Regions from separate parts of the Mus musculus genome. Here regions 2 and 3 are each linked to region 1. The links are chromatin loops, found by intact Hi-C in ENCODE. Cell type or tissue: heart. All regions are shown on one strand.

What was found. A loop is a pair of places that touch in the nucleus more often than their neighbours do. Peaks named below come from ENCODE experiments on the same cell type or tissue, not always from the same donor. Only the 100,000 strongest peaks of a DNase experiment are listed, where the experiment ranks them.
Region 2: a loop joins it to region 1, with 14 times the contacts of the local background. A loop is called at or near these places in 12 of 42 quality-filtered maps.
Region 3: it touches region 1 in a loop (7-fold over the local background); 9 of 42 quality-filtered maps call a loop at or near these places.

The regions. Positions count from the first base shown.
Region 1 is chr10:100,741,038-100,743,537 of GRCm38, forward strand. It overlaps Gm35722 (predicted gene, 35722), which reads right to left and starts at 598. Exons shown (of 3, transcript NR_152765.1): 1 at 419-598. In heart, a CTCF peak has its summit at 1,222 (motif pointing right); no DNase peak of the experiment used is centred here.
Region 2 is chr10:102,441,856-102,444,355 of GRCm38, forward strand. No RefSeq gene overlaps it. Among named protein-coding and RNA genes, the nearest start is that of Nts, 47 kb to the right of the region's middle. In heart, no CTCF peak of the experiment used is centred here; no DNase peak of the experiment used is centred here.
Region 3 is chr10:102,416,574-102,419,073 of GRCm38, forward strand. No RefSeq gene overlaps it. Among named protein-coding and RNA genes, the nearest start is that of Mgat4c, 43 kb to the left of the region's middle. In heart, a CTCF peak has its summit at 1,547; no DNase peak of the experiment used is centred here.

The sequences.
Region 1 (2,500 bases):
AACAAACAAAAAAAAACCGCACTCGACGCCAGTGGGGAACAGGATGTAGGTATAAGCAGGAGTTGTATCTTATAGAAGACATCGTATAACAGACGTCACAATCTCGTCCCTGAGGGTTTAATCTTCATATCTGTGTTACCCATCAGAGAACTGGAATCTCACACAGGGCATTTTGTTGCTTGCTACATCACTGCCATATTCTGCTTAAGTCCGCCTTGATTTCTATGAACATGGGGACAATCTGCTCTTCCTGTTCTAAATGAATCAATCATCATAGAAAACTGTAAACAAACATAGGCTTGTTTTCTTCTGGCTAGTCACAGGAGGGAGGGGGAAAAACACCTCTAGAGAGAGCTAAGACAAAGGAAGCTAAAGGAAGAGCAAACTCCCAATTACCGAGTGCCCGCGGTATACTTACCCTGTGCTGGTGACTCACAGGAAAGAAACACTTGGATGTTTTCACGAGAGCCAAAGGGAGAGATTAACTTTAAGAAATGCCTCTCTAGCATTTGACGGCAGTGATTCTGGAAAGCACATCAGAGGGAGAGCCTCGCATCACACAGAGGCACCGAGTCCAGAGATTGTTCAACTTTAATTCAGGTTCTGGAGGCAGATTCTGCTCGGGCATTAGTTCTTTAAATTTAGGGAATTGACTTAAAACCCTACATACATCCACCTCCAAACAAAACAAAGCAAAACAAAGAGGCTATTCTATTTCCAGGGGTTCTAGACACTGGTTTGGTGAATCATAGATATTTTTTTCTTCTCTTAAGAAATAAGGGACATATTCCTATTTCTTAATTTTTTGAAAAGGAAGACACAGTTCCTGGTTTTGAATCCTCAGTACTGCGAAGTAGTATAAGGAAGAGTTTCTTGCTCATATTGTTGAGAATGCTCGACTTTTTCCACAACTGTAATATGCTCCGAGAGCAGTTTGGTCCGTGAACCTTAGGGACCATGCGGTTAACACCTGCCCCCCCCCCCCCCCCATCCCTTTGGACACTAAGCTTTGTGGAGAAATTAAAATCGCTATCAGTTTCCAGCTTCTGTCTATTTTTTCTCAGTGTTGTCTTCTAAGAATCTCTCCCAACAGGGCACTTTCACTTTCTTAGCCTTCAGTTTCTACTCTGGAAAAATCTCACAGATTTACTACAAAAGTGGAGTTGAGGAGTAGTTTGTGAAGACCACTGGGGCGCCCGCGGGCTACTGTGCCTGGCCACTAGGTGGCACTCTAACCACACACGCTTTTAATCAATGACTTCGACTTTACGGATGAAAAATTTCACTTGCTTTCTGTTTTAAAACTGTTCCCCATTTTACCACTCAAATGAAAGGCTTAGCTTTCAGACCACTTGAATTTTTTATGTTGTGCTTTATAAAATCACAAAGTTCAGTTATTTTGTTAGGCATTCAATAATTTATAAGTCCCTTTTCTACCTCATATAACAAGAAGCCAAATCCAACCAAATATGTGAGTGGTAGTGAGATACGGATATATTTGTTTGGCTTCGCTGCTACAAAATACACATTTTTGAAGCACTATGATGTGATCAGGCCAGGTAAAAAATTTAAAATATCTCAAAAACTATACAGGGGTATGAAGGGAAATGTTTTGCACTCCTGTGACATAAAGGAGAAAAATGGCCTTTTGGTACATTCGTTATTGTAGCTCACTGAATTTGTTGATTATTGCTACGGATATATTAATTGGAGATATTCTGTACTTTACAAGATTTTCTGTAAAAGTCTTAAAACAAATTTCTTCTCTGGAATGGGTAGTAGCGCTCTTAAAGGAGAGAGATCTCTATTCTTAGAGTTGAAGTGGCATTTCCATTTGTACAATCACCCAGACCAGAAATCTCAAACCCAATTTGTTTGTGATTTTGCTTTCAGGGACTATGTGGAAGTTCAATAAACAAAACCCAAAATGTTTCATGGAATGATTCTTTTTGTTCAAACAAATTCATATCCAGACACGGAAGAGGCAAATATTCAGGTGTAGCTTCCAGCAATAGCAATGAATGACAACAGTTAAAATCAATAACAGACAAACGAGCAAACAAAAGGCAAACAGTGTACATTATTATTTTTTAAAGTTAGTACCTTAAATAGGTCTATATATTTTCTCCTAAACAGTATCATTGCCTATATCCATTTCCATGGTACTACTGTTCTCATAAGGGCGTTTACATACATCTATGCAATGGACATCAAACATATGAACCTATATTCCTTTTTTATCATTTCCATTCTATGTTCTTCACTTTCCTCTCAGCCTTTGTTACTCTCCTCGACCAGTGCTTCATCAACCTGTGGGTCAAGATGCTTTTGAGGGTTGAATGAGCCTTTTGCAGGGTCACGTATTATGCTTGGGGGTCACCACGAAATAAGGGACTGTACTAAAGGTCGCAGTATTAGTATGGTTGTCCTAGACAGTATTGCTTGTACTTACAAATGTTTTCATATTCATTGATTGATATATTTATTGTGTGTGTCTGTG
Region 2 (2,500 bases), 1.7 Mb after region 1:
AGGATCACAAACTTATTATCTAGAGAACAAGGGTATTATCTTATAACTGTGGCTGTTTTGCCTTCATTTGTTGAGTGTTGTGCTTATAATTGGGGGGCTTACAAATTTCTCAAAGTTTTATGTGGTGCTATTAGCTTAGATCATATGAGAAATCAAGCTGTTTTAGTATTGAAGTATAACTCCTAAAATGTCTAGTAATTCTCAATTCTCTTTTAATACAAGGCCTCGAGGAGTAAGTAACAGAAACGGAACACTTGATGAACGTATTAATATATTACTGGGACAAATATCAGACATAAATGAACTTTAAAAGACAAAAGATCTACTTTGTCTCACATTGGAGGTTCTGGTGCATGGCTCATTGGCCTCTTGCTTTGGGAATATAAAGGAGACATAACTAGGCAGCAGAGCAGGGCACTCATCCCATGTCTGTAAAGTGGAAGACACCAGCATTCCATAGTTCATTTCCAGGACACATCAAAAATGACCTATTATTTCCTGTATTCTTTAACTCTAATTCTTACTACCACCTCTCAAAATCACCATTCTGAAAACAAACCTTCAATACATGGACTCATGGGAGATATTTCAGAATCACTGAGAATTTACACTGAATATTTAATGATACACAAGAGAACAATCCTAATAAATTAAGTCTAAAACTGAGACCCTACTTTGAGCAATGATTCATACACCTATGTGGCATGTGCTGAAATGTTAGCTCCTTTACATAATGGGGTTTCAAATTGAGTGTGTTTTCATAAAAGTAACTTTTAGTAGTCAGATGTAAGTGTCATCTTGGAGGTTTACTGCTGAATAAGATCACCCTTTCTGGTTCTTTCTGAACTCTGGCTGCTGGTTCAACTCAGCTGTTCTGGCCATAACTCCTCTCCAAGCTGACTGATTGAATCAGGTTTCTCTTGGCTTCTCACTGAATTGCTTTGTTTGACCTCATACTAACTCTGGAAACCTGTTCTAATCTTCTGACTCCTTCTCATTCTCTAGCTCATTATGTCTTTACCTGTGTCTAGAATGTTCTCTCTCCAACCTAAAAATCGTCTCAATTCTCTCTCTCTCTCTCTCTCTCTCTCTCTCTCTCTCTCTCTCTCTCTCTCTGTGTGTGTGTGTGTGTGTGTGTGTGTGTGTGTGTGTGTGTGTGTATGTGTACATGCACTGCTCTCTTAAGTTGCCTCTCTTTCCTTTCTGTTCTCATGTGAGCTGGGCATATTCCATCTCTGACTCATTCTATCATATCTTTCCCTGATTCATCCCTTTGTCTGCCCCTCAATTAGATATCACTTTTAAGCATGGCTGTTTCCTTCTACAAATTACTTTGACCTTCATTGTTTGGATTTAGAGGTGTGTACTAAGGGTAAGTCTGTATTCCATGCAAAGGGATTAAGTGTATGAACTGTCTGCATTCCCTCTGAATCACACAGACCCATGAGGTCGTTGAATGTGTCCATTACATTCAAAGTAGGCTTGAACAGGGGCAGGCTTGTAACCTGGAAACTGGTGCCAGGCATTATCTTGTTGGGGAGTAACCTGGAAACTGTTATCAGGGGCTGACTTACTAGTTAACGTGAGATCAACCTTAGGTCAGGTTCTCTAAGATGGAGTCTGAACCCAAGATCAGGTTTCTTACTACTGTGATAAAATACTGACCAAAACCAACTTGCAGGGAAAGGAGATTGTTACAGCGTATAGCTTACAGTCCATTGCCTCTGAGGAAAGTTGTAGCAGGAGCTCAAGGTGTTCTGGAGACAGGAACTGAGGAGGAATCCTTGGAGGTGTGCTGCTTGCTGAATTCCTCTCTGCATTGCTCAGCTGACTTCCTTAACATCCCTGTTAAACCTAGGAACGTCACCACACACAGTGGGCTGGACACTCCTACATGAATTAGCAATGAAGAAAATACCTTATAAGCGTGCCCACAAGCCAATCTGATGAAGACCGTTCTTTGGCTGAGGTGACTTCTTTCAAGGTAGCTTTGTGTCAAGTTGATAACTAAAGCCAGCTAACTATGGCACTTCCAAAGCTTTTCTTTAAACGTTCTAAACATTAGTCATAAAGTGCATCTTATTTATGTTATTTTTCTTTACATGCCAAAGGGGATTACAGCACTGGGTTTGGCAGAATGTGTGTATGTGTGTGTGTGTGTGTGTGTGTGTGTGTGTGTGTGTGTGTGTGTGTATGTGTGTGTGTGTGTGTGTGTGTATGTATATATATATTTTAAACAAAGATTTCGTAGGGACATCTATTTTTTAATATTCTCTGCTAGGTAACAGATTAAGGCTTATTACTTTTATTGGAAACATTGTGTTTACATTCAGCCACCACAAAACTAGATTTTTTTTGAACTATTGTAATTTCCACTAATATTATCTTGAAAATTAAAATATTTATCCAAAACTAAAACAAAAAAACTATCCTTTAGATAATTTATCAGATTACCTAATTTAGATAATATGCCAAATCATTTGATAGATGATTTGTCAAT
Region 3 (2,500 bases), 1.7 Mb after region 1:
CATAACAATTTAAAAAGCCAAGAATAATGGTTAGTCGCTATGCGTGTGAGGTTGAGGCAGGAGGATCACCATGAATTTGAAGCTAGGCAGAGCTACAGTGTGATATCCTGTCTCTGACAGAAAACCAATTGTTTCTATTTTCATCTATGGCTCTGTGAAGGCTTTCACTTATTTCCTGTCATCATTGTACCAGACTGACAAACAATGATGCCCAATGTGCAGCCATTACGTGAGTCAGTTTTTATAACGGGAAGGCAATCACGGAGCAGTTTGGGGACTTATTTCAGCTGAATTTAGCCTGTTCCCATATTTCTGTAGGTTTTGTAACAAGTGACTGTGTCTTCACCACCAAGGTTATTCTTAACATAATTTGGACCACTATAAGGTAAATCAAAGGATTGTGTAGATGGGCATCATCCCTGCATCATATAAGAATTACTTTCTCCTTGCTTGTCTCCATGTATGAGGGGTGGGCAGTGTTTGAGACATGTTCTTATAATGTTTCTTGCCTGTTGTTTGGATTACATTTTACAAAATAAAAATTCAATCTGAAGTTTATAAACTGTTTTCTATAGCACAGAAACTATGACCCTCTGTTCACCCAAACTTTTCAAAATAATAAGCCCAACTGTGTTCTGTGAACCTTCTAAAACCATGAAATGAGTGTGCTCATGTTCTATCTTAATTGGTGTTTTAACAAAGTGTTTTAACAATACAAAAATTCTTCCCTTGAAGTACTGCAATATGAACACAGTACATTAGTAGTCTGCCTTATTTTAAAACAAAGAAACATCATAGATGCAGAGAAAAGATTCTGGTAGGACATATGACTCATCTAATTTTTATTTCTGCAAACACACCTTACACTCTCGGGATTCTGTCAATGTCACTGATGACATATAATTTAGTTAAAACTTGTTGCTTACATGCATGCATGACAAAAGATAGCCAACATCTTTTTTCAGAGAATATTTTATAATTCTTAGTTTACCCCAAGAAAACAGGGGGTTATATACAAATTTGTAGAAGGAAAAAAAAAAGGGTCCAACTAATTACAACTACCTCCCATTTAAATCCGTCATGTAGAGGAGTGATTAATTTTAATTAATCTACTTTTGTAAATAGATGACTTCAGCTAGCTAGTGTTTACAGTGGAGAACTATTGTTGTATCTTCTTGTGAATGGGATTTCATAACAAACAGAAGTGTTTACTGCGTATTAATAGTGACCATTCTGAGGAGGTGACAGATGTTGGCTGATTAGTAATGTGTATATATGAAACATGTGAGAACTGATGATCCTTTCGATGTTTGTTTTAGTGTGTGCCATTGTATAAATCAGACCATTACTGTATCAGAGTAAAAGTAATGGAAGTGTATAATGAGAAATAGCTACCTTTCAAAATAAATGTTTCAATAAATTAAAAGCTGATTCAAAACAATATGACTCTACTTCTACAAATCTGAATGACTGTGTTGCAAATTCTTAGATTTAGTGCACCATCTAGTGTTGAACTCCACAACCAGCAGTATGAATGTCCCAATATTTTTCTTTTCCTTGCTATTTCAAATTGAATGTTTATTGTAACTTTATCACTGCATTTATTAGTAGTTTATTTGACCAACATTCCATAATTGAAAAAATATGCTTACAAAGAAAAAGCAAAAATATGAAGTCAATAATTGCATTTCCTTTTTTACCATTTTTTTTTTGCTAGACAATAGTAAAGAAAAAGAACCCAGACTTATACAATAATATTATGTGAACAAATATATACTAAATTGAAAGTAAAATACAACACATTTGTCAATTCTATTCCCAGTACTAAAGTTTCATTTGCTGATGAGAGATATACTGTCTCCTCTGCAATTATTTCCAATAAAAGAAAAATATTAATTATTATGCAAGCTTCTGTGGAGATATGCAGAGATAACAAACTACAAAATATAAATAAAACCATTTTAAGAATAATTAATTATAGCATCTACTTTGAATAAAGAATCCTCTCCTTAACATGTACAATAATATTAAATAGTCCAAATAAACATGCCAATTAGGGGTGAGACACTCAAGGAAGGTAAGGTAATTGTATTACGGATTTACTGCTGTGAACAGACACCATAAACAAGGCAACTCTTTTAAGGACAACATTTAATTGGTGCTAGCTTATAGGTTCAGAGGTTCATTCTATTATGATCAAGATGCAAACATGATAGCATTCAGGCAGGCATGGTGCAGGAGAAGCTGAGAGTTCTACATCTTTATCTGAAGGCTGTTAGCAGAATACTGGCTTTCCGGCAGTTAGGATGAGGTTCTTAAAGCCCACACTCACAGTGACACACCTACTCCAACAAGGCCACACCTCCAAATAGTGCCACTCCCTGGGCCACGCATATACAAACCATCACATTCCACTTGCTCGCCCCCATAGACTTGTTCAAACACATGAGTCTATGGGGGCTACCTTGTCATAGCACAATCAAAAATGTACATTTAGTCC